Linked DNA regions of Homo sapiens: region 1 is linked to region 2. Evidence: read pairs that join two places in POLR2A ChIA-PET (ENCODE). Cell type or tissue: MCF 10A. All regions are shown on one strand. Links, peaks and the distances in the headings refer to the core of each region. The heading gives the core; the rest is flanking DNA. Region 1 overlaps TENM3 (teneurin transmembrane protein 3). Region 2 overlaps LOC105377572 (a long non-coding RNA gene).

What was found. ChIA-PET counts read pairs that join two places held together with the same protein. Peaks named below come from ENCODE experiments on the same cell type or tissue, not always from the same donor. Only the 100,000 strongest peaks of a DNase experiment are listed, where the experiment ranks them.
Region 1: POLR2A ChIA-PET joins it to region 2 with 10 read pairs; 2 of 35 experiments call an interaction of 5 or more read pairs at or near these places.

The regions. Positions count from the first base shown.
Region 1 is chr4:182,303,890-182,312,228 of GRCh38, forward strand. The region is part of intron 1 of TENM3 (teneurin transmembrane protein 3); the gene reads left to right. Among named protein-coding and RNA genes, the nearest start is that of TENM3, 65 kb to the left of the region's middle. In MCF 10A, for the core only: no CTCF peak of the experiment used is centred there; DNase peaks (open chromatin) are centred at 3,022 and 4,052.
Region 2 is chr4:182,203,157-182,211,495 of GRCh38, forward strand. LOC105377572 (a long non-coding RNA gene) reads right to left here. Exons shown (of 3, transcript XR_007058400.1): 3 at 1,330-8,339. It also overlaps a transcript of TENM3 not described here. Among named protein-coding and RNA genes, the nearest start is that of TENM3, 36 kb to the right of the region's middle. RefSeq lists a silencer at 4,286-4,485 and an enhancer at 5,560-6,061. In MCF 10A, for the core only: no CTCF peak of the experiment used is centred there; DNase peaks (open chromatin) are centred at 4,855 and 5,165.

The sequences.
Region 1 (8,339 bases), core at 197-8,196, 100 kb after region 2:
TTTAATTCGAAGCTTTCCTCTTTTGTTTTTATATTGCGAGATTATAATTAGAATATCCTGCTCAACGATTATTTTTTCAAGATAGAAATTTTACCATAATAAAAGTCATGGAGACATATAAATGTGATAGCCTGATTTTGTTAGAATAGCATTTTTGCTAGATCATCACATTTCCAGTATTCGAGAGGAAAATTTAAAATAGACTATGAAGACTATAGGGGATTGGCAAGTAAAAAAAAAAAGAAGTCAAAGAAAATGAGCTAAATCTAGTAGTAGCAAGTAGGAGATGCCCTGAAGACAATATTATATTATCTTTTCTCTTTCAAGAAATTTTTTTTTTTGAGACGCAGTCTTGCTCTGTTGCCCAGGCTGGAGTGCAGTGGTACGATCTTGGCTTACTGCAACCTCTGCCTCCCGGGTTCAAGCGATTCTCCTCCCTCAGCCTCTCAAGTAGCTGAGATTACAGGTGTGCGCCACTATGCCCAGCTAATTTTTTGTATTTTTAGTAGAGATGGGGTTTCACCGTGTTAGCCGGGATGGTCTCGATCTCCTGACCTCATGATCCACCCGCCTCGGCCTCCCTAAGTAATGGGATTACAGGCATGAGCCACTGTGCCCGGCCAAGATAATTTTTTTTAATTAAAATTGGCTGTATTGTCTCATCAAAGTTCACATCAATCAGGAAATACTATTGATGATTGAAGACCTGCTGTGTACAAGACACAAAGGCAGGCAACACTGGAGTAGGTTTTTCTGTTGGGATGACTGTGAATTTTGAAGCAGAGGAGGGGGTGGAAAATGATGGCACAATAAAAGTTCAGTTACAATCAGCACTCCTGCTTCTCACCTGTCGTGTCCAATAGAGAGTTGAATCTGAAACGGGAATGACACAGCTTAAAACTGTTTGGCATGGATAGGGGATTTGTGGGGTTGTGTAGATCCCTTATTGTCCTCCAGTGGTTTGCAGCCACCGTACTTCGGCTTACTGATGTGCTGCACGTGAATGACAGGTGCTACGACAGTGATTCAGTCTGTCGAGGGGTTTTTCTTTCTTTCTCTTTTTTCTTTTTCTTCTTCTCCTCCTCTGTCCTCCCCTCTCCTCTTTTCTTCTCTCTTTTTATTCCTGTAGCAGGAGACACAGGTGGATGGTAAGGTCTAATTTCCAGAAAGCTGAGCTTTGCTGCTTGTGAACGTGGTATCTTTGGCTACCACTGAGGGTTAGACTCAGGTCCACTACAGCAATTCTGACATATTTACTGAAATCTGTGAGGTTTTTGCTCTGGAAGTATAGAAGAGGACATGGTCAAGGCAGTAAACAGATCTAAAAAAAAAACCACAAAAACAAAAGGAACAGATTGTTAACAAATAACAAGTTCTGAAGGCCAGCAAGTAAGACAGCTTTTGTTTCTTTATCAATACTGTAAGGTGCTGATTTACTGTAAAACTAATTGCATTATAATTGGATGTGGCTTTTCAATGTTGTTTTGAGTCTTTTATTCCTTCCAACATGCCACCAAAATGTTTATTTCGAAGTAGGCCGTGAATACTGTGCTGGAGGATTTGTTGAACAAGAAAACTAGGTGTAGTCAGACTAAAAATGTTATTGTGGTGATCCATCCCCAGATCATGGAAGAGAGTTATTATTCAGAATCTGCATTTTGATGGTATTCACTTTACTGATATTTTAGCCATAATTTATCCTCTTTCACTACAGTTCTTAAACTAGGTCCTTCCGATGTGTGTCCCAGTTCTCTTTCCCGGTTACACGCCTCTACTTCTGCACAGCGGCTCTTTGCGGCCTTCCTGCCTTGGCCTTGGATGGAAGGGTAACCCCCTGCAGAGTATTCAATGATCAGACTGTGTCCTGTGTATGTGACTTTGCAGCAATACCCAATGCCAGTTTGATGCGTGGTGCTTACTTCACAGAAGCCCATTTCATGTAGGGCTTGGGAGGAAGTCGTTGCTATCCTGGATGTTCTTACGTTCTTTAGTAATGGTGGAAGGGAAAGAATTTCGTACACCATTGTTATTAACACCCTGAATCCTGCAGATCTGGCCAAAGGGAGGGTGACCCTAGCCATCTGGGAAGTGTGCAAGGCAGAAGCACCGTCCATATGGGAGGAGCTGGAGGTGCCTGGCCCTGTCTGGTCAGGTGGTGGGTCTGGCTGATCTTTTCCCCTTCAGCACCAGGAAGTTACACAAACCTGTACTTCATGCACCCAAGGAGAAGAAAGAGGGCCCCCTCCTCTGTCCCGTGATATGATAGTGAACCATACTTACATTTGAAAGATAGTTTCTTTCTTTCTTTTTTTTTCTTTTTTTTTGAGACAGTCTTCCTCTGTCACCCAGGCTGGAGTACAGTGGCACCCTCATAGCCTGCAACCTTGACCTCCTAGGCTCAGGTGACCCTCCTGCCTCAGCCTCCCAAAGTGCTAGGATTACAGGCCTGAGCCACCATGTCCAGCCTGAAAGATGTTTTCTGAATCAGGTTTGTACAGCCAAGTTACTTTGAAAGCATACGTGAAAATGTTTATAAGTTATAATACATTTTATATGTATGTTATTATCATAAGTAGATAGGTGTTTCCTACTTGAATCTTTGAGTTACCTGGATGCATTTCTTAAGGAGAGTTTATAACAAAATGTTTTAATAGGAAATTTCATTATAATAATTTGAACTTTTCCCATTTATTGCTTTTTATTATTACTGGATAAATATTGTGATACTCCTGGTGCTCTGAACCCCATCTGAGCAGAAACCTGTAGTATCTGAGGACTCTTGCCAATAACATAATGGTAGATTGTGTCAAGAATATGCTCTTCATCTGCCTAGGGTTTCATGATTTTCAAGTTGTACATACTAGAAAGGTTCTGTAGATAAAGTATGAGAGGAGAAAGGCATTATGTACATTAGTTGAAATTGGCATCATGTTGCCAAACTGTAATAAGCCTTAGGGGAGCTCAGTGTTGAAACTACTCAATTGAATGCTGCAATTTCCCATAACAATTTAAAAGGCCTGCAGGCATGCTAAAGTCATAGCTGGATCTTTCAGTTAACACTCTGTAACATGACCCCAAAGTCTCATTTACATCACAGCAATTAAAATATATTCCACATTACACGTTTACTACCACATACTGTAGAAATAATCCAATGAAATGTGGCTATTTTCCAAAAATAATATGGAAATCTTGATATGATACGTATTCACAATTTCTTCTTTCCAAAGTGGTATCACCATTACACACTTGTACATACAGGATAATGGTAATTGTGAAGGGGGAGGAAAGTGGGGCAGATGAAGAGGAATGCAGCCTGGACTGATGAAAACTAGCAATCATTACTACTTGGTGACCCACAGGAAATTGGTTTTGTGGTCTCAGTCCGGTTCATGGGTGACAGGTGTCCATTGTGCAAAATAATCATCGTAATCTGTGCTAATTGGCCCCCTACTGGTAGTTAGAAAGTAGAGAGACCAAAAATTATATGAGCACAAAGAACCCTTCTACACCTCCTGGTTGCAGAAGGGTTGCCTCTGGACTAGGACAAAATGCCAACACCCAGTTGGGAAAGAGATGGAAATGTAGAGTAGCACTCACCTGAGGAAGGTATTTTCATGAATTTAGAGTCCTTTCCTTAATGCTCCATCCAAATTAAATTTAAAATCCTCCTGACATAGGGATTATAGCTGTAACTATTAATTGATATCATAACTATTTTGTAATGAGCTGAACAGCAAATTGAATTACTTTAAAGCAGAGCCGTGGTGGGCAAAATTAGATCATATTTTCTCAACAGTGACGACTGCATTTTAGCAATGCCTCCCTTTGAGGAAACGTAGACCAAATTGACTTACTCCAAATTGTTGTTGTGGTTTAATATTTATTGAATAGCCACAATTTACTAGCTTACCTTGAAAGTGTGGTTTTTAACAGTTGTCTAGAATACATCACCAAGGTATGAAATACAGTGGCAAAAGTCCAGCTTCTCCACTTGGCAGGCAGTCAATGGGAAACCAAGGAAACTGCCTTGCTCTCTGTGCCTGCTGGAACATTCTTGCCTGCACTCCCCTTTTGTGGTCAGGAAGAGCTTTGGAAGAATCCTACTTTAGCAGACATCTGAGAACGCAACATTTTTATCTACTGACTAGGTCCATTTTAATCCTCTGCCGTGGTTTATAACTACCACTAGTAACAGCATTGAAACAAATTTAATTGGGCCACTTACTCAAGAGCCTTTGTGTCCATTATTGGGAGGTGCCTCCTTTGAGCAGACACAGCCCCCTCCTAGGGGTGCTGAACTGGGCAACCGCAAAGCACAGGCTGGATTGAGCCCCCCAACCCCCTCAGCAGATGACCCGATGCCTGGGTTGGGCGTTGTCTACCTGACCCATGAAAACTTTTTAAAATTATAGATTATGCACATATTTGGTTTTTTTTTTTATGAGACAGGGTCTCACTCTGTCACCCAGGCTGGAGTGCAGTGGTGCAGTCATAGCTCACTGCAGCCTTGAACTCCTGGGCTCAAGTGATCCTTCCACCCCAGCCTTCTGAGTAGCTAGGCCTACAGGTGGTATGTGCCACCGTGACTGGCTAATTAAAAAACAAAACAAAACAAAAAAACTTGTTTTGTAGAGATGGGATCTCACTATATTGCCCACGCTGGTCTTGAACTCCTGGCCTCAAGTGATCCTCCTGCCTCAGCCTCCTAATGTGCTGTGATTACAGGTGTGAGCCGCTGTGCCCAACCTATGCATGTATTTGTCTTTATGATATAAATCATCTAGGAAATCCAGAACCACAAAGGTATAGGATACGTGTTTCCTATTTTTACTTGACTATTTGGCAGTATTTATACAAAGTCATAATATTTGAGTGTATTGTGCCTATGCATTTTAAGGTGTGTAACTAAACTTGAGAAGTCCAAACAGTATATTTCTGTGTGAGCCTATACCTAGTCAAGCATATTTATATTCCCCAATACTGTTGCATTACAATGTGTTTAAAAACAAACAATAAACACCCACGAAGAAAAATATTCTAGAGAATGGAATCCTCCGAGTAAGCACACAGACCGCTAGCCAGGCTGGCTGTTTCCCCTACACATTGATACTGAGTCCAGAACCGACCTAGCCCCTACTGTCTCCACAGCAAGCTCAGAGACTTTCCTCAGTTCTTGGGACGAATCAGACACTCAGACTGAACCCAAAGGGTTTTTGGGATCCTGAATCTACTCTGGAACTTATCTATCCCCTAGAGCTTACCTCCTTCAAGGAGGAAGTGGGGTTTGGGAATTCGTCTGTCCACTGACAGATGCCATGTTGACGGAGACACCTGCATTCGCATCGCTGAGTGCGAATTTCCCACTTTCCAGGGATCCGTGAGGAAGGTGCCGTGTGGCTGGTTTGCTGCTTTTCAGACTAAGATGAGAGCTGTCTGGTGGGCAGTAGACAGTGTATATGTTTATTATAGTAATTTTGCCTGTGGGTAACAGAGGCATGAATAACTGCAGTTATCCCTTATTCTCCAAATACTTGGGGGTAGTTACCAGGTCTTCACCTAGTTACTAAAATAAGCCTACCAGCATTCTTCAGTCTGGAGACTCTTCATCAGTTTCATTCCTCCTCTTGAAAGTCCTGCCAGCGTCTGCCTACTGCTTTCTACTACCAAGACAAAAATATTTGGATAACATTAGACATGAAATCATTTTGAAATTATTGGTGTGGGAACAATTTTTTTCTTATTTGATGACATAGTCCCTCTGAATAAGCTCATAAAAATTCAAAACTCAAATTCTATTCACACATTTTAGCAAAATAGCAATTTCGTAACAGAGGTATAATCTCTTGCTCTCAACCGTATAGACTGGGCTTTGGTGTATTTTTCGCAAACCAGCTCCCCCAGATTACTGAGATTTAAGCCTAATGACAGCGGACATGATTCTCGGACACCGGGCAATGTACTTGATGTCATTATAGTAGCTGCCCTTTATCAAGTACTCATTATGTTATGTGCCAATAACTGTGCTGAATGCCCTAAAAAACTTTATCTCATTTAATCTTCATAATATCTCCGCTAGAAAGGTATTGTCATATGCTTTTTGGATAATTAAAAGTAGTAAACTAAGCCTCAGAGAGCTTAAGTAACCTGTCCAAGGCCATGTGTCACATCATTTGTAAATAGTGGAGCTAGACTTTAGACATAGTTTTGTCTGATTACAAAACCTGTTCTCTGTCTCCTTCCCAGTTGTATTGATATAGTTTTTTCAGTTGAAATATCCAGGGTAAGAACTTGTTATTTCAGAAGCATATTTCTTTTTCTTTAAATTCTTATTTTTATTTATTTATTTTTAATTGAGATGGGATTTCACTATGTTGCCTAGGCTGGTCTCAAACTCCTGGGCTCAAGTGATCCTCCTGCCTCAGCCTCCCAAGTAGCTTGGATTACAGGTGCGTGCCACCATACACAGCTCTCAGAATCATTTATTTCTGTCAGTCACTGAGGTCTGCTTCTTCTACGTAGACGTCAGTGAGCAGGAGGCAGGCTTTCTCCAAATGACGGCAAAAATGTAAACAAGCTACAAGTTTACATCTTCCCCTTAGCAACTCTAATGAAAAGAGTAGGCTCATTCCCAGTAGTTTCACCAGATGTCCCAGGACTGACCTCATTGGTCACATGTTCATTCTTAACCAGTCCCTGAGACTTTGTTCAGGCTGTTCCTGGACCCCACGACTGGGGTCTGTTCCACCCCAACCCCTTTGTCTCCATGTGGGGGAAGGGTGTTTTTTTTTTTCAGGGAAATACATGAAACAGGTTTTTTTGTTTGTTTGTTTTTGAGACAGAGTCTCACTCTGTTGACCAGGCTGCAGTGCAGTGGCACGATCTTGGCTCACTGCAGCCTCCGTCTCCTGGGTTCAAGCGATTCTCCTGCCTCAGCCTCCCGAGTAGCTGGGACTACAGGCGTGTGTCACCAGGCCCAACTAATGTTTTTTGTATTTTTAGTAGAGATGGGGTTTCACCATGTTGGCCAGGCTGGTCTCGAACTCCTGACCTCCAGTGATCCACCCGCCTTGGCCTCCCAAAGTACTGGGATTACAGGCGTGAGCCACTGTGCCTGGCCCACAAAACAAAATTAGTACAGCTACCAAGGCTGTGATGGAAGAGAGCCTGTCTCCTTTGATAACTGAACCACATAGGATGACAGACAAGCAAAGAGAATTGTGAGCACGTCTCCCTCTGAAACACATAATATCACACCAGGGTGTCATTTATGTTCTTCTCTAATCGTCTTTTCCCTGAAGAAGCAGCTTGAAAATGTTTTCAGTAGATTTTATCCTCTTGGTCTTACATTTTACACCTTTCTTACTCCTGAGTTGAATTTCACTTGGCTTTTATTTTTGCATCCCCAAAGCTGTGATCTCTGCAAATGTAATTTTCAATATGACAGCCTTCATTGACTTTGTTAATACTGGATCTGTTGACATCCTGACATGGTTTGTTAAACTCATTGCTGTCATCTCTCTCTCTCTTTTTTACTTCTTAAAAAATTTTATCTCTTAAATCTCCTCTTTGTTCTAAGGTTTGGAAGTATAGTCCAGAGGTTAAGAGGAGAGATTTGGAATGAAACTGAAATGTGTTCAAATTCAGCTCAGGTGATTTCTGACTCTATGACCTTGGATGGGCCAGTGAATCTCTCTGGGCCTCAGTTCTGTCATGCGAAAATGGAGTTGATAATTCTTATTTAGCAAGGTTGTTGTGAGGATTAAGTGAGGTCATATATGTAAAGCACCTGGCATATTTTAAGCACTCAATAAATAATCAAGATTGAAATTAATAATTCGTCAAGGAGCTTTTATGTCCACTCTGAAAGAGAGGAATATGCCCAGCACTTAGGGAAATCACATGAGCTCTTCATTGAAGAAGCTCCCCCAGTGGCACACAGACTTCCCAACTATCACTGGGCCAGTGAGACCCATCTTTAAGGCACTTTTTAAATATGGAAAGCTGTAGTTGTTTTGAAGTCATCTAGAAAACTTGCTTTTCTCTCATTACGACTAAAGGTTTGAATTTGGACTTGATGCTACACAAGTCTTACCGTTTGGCAACTTTTCCAAGAAATAAATGGAAGAGCACCATATGGGGGTGTGAGCCCCAGCCTAGCCACACTACTGGTTAGTTGCATGACTTGAACATTTTTATTAGTTGTCATAGTTCCTCATCTCTATAACTGGCAATAACACAAACTGGCTGTGTTGCTGTTAGGTTTAGAAATGCAATGTGTAAAATACCCAGCATGAAAAAGCGTTTAATAAATTGAGGTTATTGGCTTGGTGTGGTGG
Region 2 (8,339 bases), core at 227-8,226:
CAGTGAGCCGAGATCGTGCCATTGCACTCCAGCCTGGGCAACAAGGGTGAAACTCCATCTCAAAAAAAAAAAAGAAAAAGAAAAGAAAATGGGCTCAAATAGAATCTTTTGGTTCCTTCTCCTCCACCCAGCTATCACATAAAATAAACTCACACCCCCAACTTCAGGGCCACAGGTAGGTAGCGTGGTAAAAGTTTAGGGCATTGGAGAGAAAGATTAAGTGTTAGCTTCCTTCACCATCCCCTGGCCAGTTCCCAGTCCCCAAAGTGGTAGAAGTTGATTTCTCAAAGAACAGAGGGCAAAGAATGCCTCATGATTTTTGGAGCGCTGAGAGCTGTCTTAAGGTCTTCAATAAATGACAAAGGCAGTTGGGAGACTTGAGTTCCTGTTTCTGGGGCCAAGAGTTTAAGCCAACAGACTTGAGTTGGAGCAGCGGTTGCTCTTCCTAACTCCCTTTCCCCCGCTTTGCTGGGCCTGTATCCTCCCTCTTTCCCAACGCCTCTCCCGCTAACCTGAGAGGGAGAGTAGGGAGAGTTTTGGTGGCTGCACTGGAGGGATTTGCTACAGTTCTTGCTCCATTGGAGTGTCTTTGGCAGGTGGCCCCTCATCGTGGGCACAGCCTCACAACCCTTCTGGAAGGACATCTGCTGCTGAATATCACCATTGCCTGGGCATATGGCCTCAGGCCTCCCTCCTAAACATGGTGGAAGCATACAAGACCTCGTGGAATCATTAAAACTTTTAGAGCAGGGGAATGACAGAAAGAAGGAGAAATGTTTCAAGGAAGTTAATTTCATCCAAGATATAACATGGATTCGAGAAGGGAGGTGTTTCAGAAGCTGTCACCATCAAGGGTAGACACTAATGAAGCATCAGAGCGCCGACAGTAATGGATAGAGGGCTGGATAATGAAGGGGGAAATCAACAGGGCTCAGTAATGAGTTGGCTGCGGGGGACAAAAGAAAGAAAAGAGTCAGAGATTCTGATGAGGTTTTGAGGCTCATTATGATTACGAAATGTAAGGAATCCAGATTTTGCTGGATGTAGTGTGTGGTGATAATGGGCTCTGATACAGATTTCAAATGGTGGTGTTGCTTATAATGCTGACTGAAGCGGTGTTATCTTTAGGCTCATGTAAGAGTTGAAATGTTTTTGGAATGTGTAATACCTTTATTTTAAGAGTGTGTGGTACAACCAGTTGAAAACCTGTGAAAACGTTTACTCCAAACTAATTCATAATAGGTTGTTTTTTTGGTGGGGAGAGGGGAAGAGTGAATAATTCAAAATGAGTTTATTTTGAAAATACCCTTGCAATAAATACGTGATCACTTTTGAGCTTCTTTGCAGAATTTTATTAGACACTGTATACACCCCTGCGTCTTCCAGACACTATTTTTCAACTCAGGTTGTCTCAGTCGTTGCCTCCCACTGTCTGTTCTGCTCAGTGCCTCAACGTAGTCAGCACATCGTGGTCTTTTCATTCACACATTTCCTTTCCTGACCATTATTTATCTAAGGGACACCTTGTATGGCTCTTGCAGATTCCTGATAGCCTTTTCCTGTGATGCTTGTACAGAATTCAAGCATTAAATTCATTTTCATGAAAAACAATGAAATGCAAATTTAAAAAAACCCAAAAGAAACAAATCTCTGTGTTCAATGAAGATTACAGCTTTACTCTTTCTATATACAAATGTATATGTTTGCCTATAGAGATTGCATTTGGAGATTTCTCTAAAAAGTAACTTCACATAAGATATTCATGACAACTGAGTCTGCATTGTTCTCCATTTCCCAGCAAGCTTTGTGACTTTTCGGTTGCAGCAGCTGTGGATCAGCTGACACATGGTCCCAGAAGATTTGCAGTCTTCTTTATGCTCATTAGCTTTTCTGAATTTAAAATAACCCCATCTTACAGTAAAATACGGTTTGAGAATAACTCTCTAATACTCACTGGATAATTTAATTCCTCCTTCGGCATCTGACTTTGAAAGCCCACATTGACCGTGGCTTAAAACAAAACAAATGGAAACTCTTCCACCCCGTGTCTATCACACCCTTTTCCAATCCATATAAATTTCACAACTGCTGCTTTGTGACTATTGCTCTCCTAACTAAAATAGTTGACGTAAGCTAAATGCTTCTTTACATTTAATTATTAAATAATAGAATCTGCGAACCTCAGCTATTTGCATGACCACTTCTAGAAACCTGGGTCTTTGCTTGACTTAGAGCTTCTCTCTGTCTTCAGGCCCACCTCTCCCATGTGCCTCTGACACGCCCCTCTCCCAGCACACTGGCCTCAGGGCCTTGGAGCCTGGCTCTTGATTCACCACTAACGTATTTCCTCAGGGCCCCCCAGGTGCAGTGGAGCGTTGCTATGACTGATTTACACCCAGCCTTTCTCCTCATGGGTGCTCCCCTGGGCCCCCCCAAATCACCGCGCCACATCTGGCGACCTAACTCATTGTCAAGCTTCACTTTCGCTCATTGTGCCCTTGGCACATCGTTTTCCAGTAGACAACTCCATGAACAGTTTTATTTATTTGCGTATTTATCTATTTGCAAATTATTCTTCTCACATTTGACTGCTATCTTCCCCTTGTGGAAATTTTTATCTTGGAAGTTTGGGGAGCATCAGTGGAGTACATGTGGATGCTCCCAACTCACATCTGATGAGGAAGCTGCCTTCGTACACGCAGGCAAAGTGCATTCGACAGAATATGAAAAAATTAAGCCAGCGGACAATTAATATAGTGAGAAGTGCTTTACATCCGGAACATGGACTGCCTCTCACCAAGCATTGGGTACTTCATTCTTCTCTGAAGCTGGCCAAAAGACGTGAAAGCAACTCACTAATTTACACGATCCACCGAAAGAAGAAATCTGTAAAATTAAAAAAAAAAAAGAAAGAAATCAGCTAAACTAACAGATATAATAGGATGATTGCTTGAGTTGTTCACATTTAAAATGTCTGTGTAAGTGTTAAAAATGTTGCCTCGGAAAACAGAATAGAATTTCCCTGTGACCTGAAGTGATGGGATAATTACCTCCCTCCTCAGAGCAGGTTTCCTGGCTCCTCATGCCCAGGCTATTGAGGACCAGCCCTGCTCTATTGTCAGATTTGTTTTCCTGTTTTGGGGATGATTGCTTTCCCCACAGAGCCTCAGGATTGCTCCAGCTCTTAAAATGGTAAGTGCCATTGCCACCTGGATTCCCTCTCACTTAGAAGCATCTCAAGGAGTCTGTTATGGGCCAGGGGGCTGCTGATGGATTCACGAGAATGTCTCCCTCTCTGAGCCTTGGATTCCTGACACTGGAGAGGGATTCCTTGATGAATGCCTTCGCCCTACCCGCTTACCTAACCCCTATGATTTGTTGAGAATCTGCTAGCTTTCTTTATGGAGATGTCAATTCCTCATGCGTGTCATAGACATGGAGTCATTCATTCAATAAATATTTACTGAGAACCTTTCGTGTTTTGTGCTTGCTTCATGTCAGTTACTTGTGCTAAAAAATAAGGTGGTTTCTATTCTTTTCTTCCTCCCCTGGAAGTCATTCCAGAGTTTTTGTCCCTTCCCAATAACTCAATTTCAGATTATTTGCTCAAGGAGTAAAAAATTAGCAGAAGTTACTGAGTATTCATCTGGGGGACTTCATTCTAGCCAGAGAATTTGGCATATCAGCCTAAATTCTCTAGACTTCAAAATTCCCGTTCTTTCTTTCTCTCTCTTTTTAATTTGTAAAATTCCTATCTACTATTATTATCTCTAAGTCCCTGCATGTTTGCTAATGTCACGCACTCAACATAAGCATGAGATGCTCGGAAATTTGTTTGCTAAATCATCTGGCAAATGGTCTTGTTGATGTCTGCTGAGCTGCTCAGAGCCTACAGTTGTTAAGTACTTATTACAGGAACCCAGCAGGGCAAATTAAGAAAGCTACATGTATGCTTGTTATTTTAGGACTATTATGCTATGCTTCTGAGGGGGCTGCATATTGGACTTTCTGACCTGAAAGGACTTGCTGTTCTTTAGTCAGAGGTTGCTGCGTGGAATCTGAATCTTTGACCCGGCAACAATAAAAGTGATTATCTTCAAGGGGGAGAATGTCCTCTAGTTGCTTTTCATAGTTCAGCCTGCTGGAAAATGTAAAACACTTATTTAGGCAGCTCTAGGTTCACTTGGTATGTCATATTTTATAACTAAGCTGGGAGCTTTTTCTACTTACACATTAAGTTATTTACTTCATTTTTAAATGTAAGTGCTTTATCTAAACAGGACTCCAAAGCTTAAGCTCTTAGCACAGGGTGAGCATGCTTCCCAGCCCATGCAAAAAGATATGTGGCGGGGCAGAGCTGTTATTAAAATTATAGCTGATGCTCCCCCTGCTTTTTTGGGGAGTGCATATTACAAATTGAAGCTGCCAGCTAAGTAACTTACACATCACTTAGGGTGGATTTTAAAATAACTATACAGCTCCTTTAGTCTTTCTAAGAACTACTTATAAAGCAAATTTTGGGTGTCTGAAAATTTCTTAATATGTAAAAGCTTGGGAAAAATATGATCAAAAGTATTTTAAGTGCATTAACTTTAGAACTCCTAAAAATGCCGATTTTCTGGAAAACAGGAATTTATTATTGTCATCACTTTAGACTTTCATCTTTTGTAATGTATTGTGTTCTACCAAAGCTCTGCCTTTGGTACCTTCTTTTGGCATCACAGCTGTGCTTAAAATACCTTTCCAGCAGTTTAAGTTATCTCAAATGGTCATCTGGTTAAAAATGCTGCTGCTGCTGTTGCTGTAATTTACAAGAGAATGTCCTTGAAGTCGTGTGTTTCCTCAGAAGTTTTGTCAGTTTCATAAGCCTTAAAAATGTAAGTGTTGCAAAAGAGAGTTGGCCTTTCCCTTTCTGTTGTAGATATTTTTTAATAATGCAAGCTGCTTAAGCACAGAGTTAATGTCCAACATGCCTTTTTCTAGCAGGAGACTTTGTACTTTATAAATGCTTTATGATGTTAAGTATTTGTGAGAAGTAAAAGAACTTGACTTTTCAAAATAATAAAAAGCACTGGGTAATCACCCCATTAAGAAGTCAGATGCCAGATCTGAATGTACCTTAACACGTCAGTTTCTATGAATATGCTCATGATTCACTTTCTGGGAATCTGCCTGTGTTTCTCTCATCTCAAGAGCAACAATTACTTCTCATGAAGACTCTAGGGCAGGAGTCAGCAAACAATTTCCGTAAAGGGACAGATAGTATTTTAGGCTTTGCAGGCCAGGAGTACAAATTAAGAATAGTGTGAAAGTATTCCACACATTTCCACACATTTTACTGACAAAATTTTAATATAGTAGTAATGAAAGGGTATACTTTTTAAATGTAATACAGGTCTACTAATGAGAAGAATGGATTGTTGTGGGGGAGAGTTGACATTTTGCCTAATTAGAGTTCAAAGGTAGCATTTCTTATCAAAAACCATTCTGAGCTCAAGGGCCATATAAAAGTAGGCAGCAGGCTGGATTTGGCCCACAGGACCATAGTATGTCCTAGAAGGGGGCTTTGCTCAAAGTGTGTTCTTGGGAGCAGCTGATTTCATGTCACTGCGGTGGCCTCTTAGACCTGCAGAGCCCAGACTCCACCAGAGGTTCTCAGGCTCATCTGATCAAACCTGTGCTTGCCTCTGTTGCAACGTTGGTTTAGTGGTCAAAGTATATTTCCTATCTTTTGGAAATCCAGCTGTCACTTTCCATGACGTCCTTCAATTCAGCCTTCACATTCACATGGGCTCAGCTGTCCCTCTTTTTTTTTGTTTTTTTTTTTTTGAGATGGAGTTTCGCCCTTGTCGCCCAGGCTGGAGTGCGGTGGCACAGTCTCAGCTCACTGCAACCTCCGCCTCTGCGTTCAAGCCATTCTCCTGCCTCAGCCTCCCAGGTAGCTGGGATTACAGGTGCGCGGCACCATGCCCGGCCAATTTTTGTATTTTTAGTAGCAACGGGGTTTCACCACGTTGGTCAGGCTGGTCTCGAACTCCTGACCTCAAGTGATCTACCCTCCTTGGCCTCCCAAAGTGCTGGGATTACAGGCGTGAGCCACCGCATCCAGCCCAGCTGTCCCTCTTTAAAAAAAAAAAAAAAATCGTTGTTTTGACACTGCCATGCTCTACCTCCCATCCCATCCCCCACACTCAAGGCAGGTGCTTCCCAGGCACCTTGTGTGCGTGTGGCCCCACTGTGCATGCTCATGCAGTAGAGCTCCCGTCCCCACCACTAGATCAAAGCTACACTCAAAGGCTGCCAAGACTCCTGCTGGCAGACCCAGTCTTTGCTGTCCTAAACCTCTGCTTGTCCTTTGACACTGCTAGGAGCCCCCTTCGCACCAGAATAGCTCCTCTTTGCCGATATATCTTAAGGTCTTAAGGTATAGCCGAGTAAAGTTCTTGAAGAAACATTACCTGGTGGCCTGGGAGAATTCTTCAGGCACAGTTAGTAATTGTGTAAATGCGTCTGTTACCATTTGATGGGGGTATTAACTGGGCTTGGGAGTACAGTAGCTGAATAGGACCTTGCCTGGGGTAGGAGTCTGGGGCTTTGAGAGGTAGATGGAATCTGAAGGTGCACGAACATAGCAGCCCGTGGGGGTACTGATGGGTATTCAATTCTCAAGAGAATGAGATCCAAGACTGGCTCTCTCTCTCAGTTGATGAGACCTAGGTGAGTGAAGTCATCTGCAGGGGGAGGTGGGGTAGAATTAACTCATTCATGTCTCAGTCCACTCCTCTACACCCAGGCTGTGTCATAGAGTGTGAGGTGTCTCCGCAGCTGTGGTCCCCACAGCATCCACAACCTCCAGCCCTCCCCAGCCTCCCTGTGCCGCATCCTCCGCCATGAATCCTGTTTCATCTAGGTTTCTCTTTCCCTCTCCCTCCTGCCAAATGATGAGTGCTGGCAACACTACATGCCACACCCTGCTTTTCTCTCTAGATCCCCTGCTCTCACACCCTCGGGCGGATGGACGGTCACACCGACACCATCAGCTCTGACCTCTCCCCTTCAGAGAGGTCTCCTTTACACTGGTCTCACATGCTACAGATTTCACTTCACTTGGATTGCAAGCATTTTCCTTGAATTCAGCACCTCAACATTGAAAACCAAAGTTTGTTCAAAATAGGCTTCTTTTCCCCCCAACCCATTTTACTCAGTGGCCTTCCTGTTACTCTCTCCTCTCAAAGCCTGGAAGCCTTTACTTATTATGCTTCTCTCACTTTCTGTCCAGTATCTCAGTCCTTCAAATATTTTGTTTGATTATTTTAATCAAATTATTTTTATTATTTTGTATTTATTATATTTTGTATTATTATAATCATGTCTCTTGGGGTTCATCTGATTTCTAAGACGTCAGGAATTTGGGCCTGATTTTTTAGAACTGTCTCGCTGCCTCCATTTTCCCCCTCTCTAGTTTTTTTTTTTTTTTTTGTATCATTGTCATATTAATCTTCTCAAAACTCCATGTTCATCAAGCTGCAGCACCTACTGAGGCTTCCGATGCCCTGACTGGCAGTAGGGCCTAAATCACTTCTTTTCTGCTGATCTCCAAACTGCACTCTATTTTGCCAAGCAGGTCTTCCCCACTCTTCCTGCTCCCAACTCCGCACCTAAGCCCCAGGCTCTTCTCTCAGTCTAGGTACCCTCTCTCCGTAGACCGGTGTGTATCACAGAAGATGACCCTACAAGGAAGGTCACTTGTTTAGCTCTGCATGACCATAGGAGCACCATCACCTGCTGTGTGTCCTTCCAGCCCCTTCCTATAGGTGGTCTTCCCTCCTAAGGGAGTGATGTGTGGACTGGACAAACCGAGGCCAACAGGGGCCCTACCCTTGTCGCTGTCCCTCATCATCTCTCCTGAATTTTAAGCCCGTCCCCAGAGGAGATGTCACCAAAACGGGGGACAAGGCACAGCAGCATTACTCCCCTTAAGGTTAGCTTCTCTCCCTGGAAAGAGGAAAGAACCAGGATTGTTTTTAAGAGTAAAGGTAGTATTCATAAAGCTCATTCAACCCACGAGAGACGTGGCTCTTTCTTGTTCACGAGAAGGATAAATGCATTACACGCATTGTTTTTTATACTTTTGTCTTTTCTTTTTCTAGTAGAAATCAAAGATGGTGTTTTTTGGGGAACACTAATAAATTAGATTCAGATGAGTTTCTATGATTAATTATGCCATAATTCAATATTAACCACTATAGTATGTCTTCTATTTATGCGGTGGCTCGCTTTTCTATTTGAAAATTGCTTAATTATGTACAGAAATGTGTCTAAAACATAGGCTATAGTCT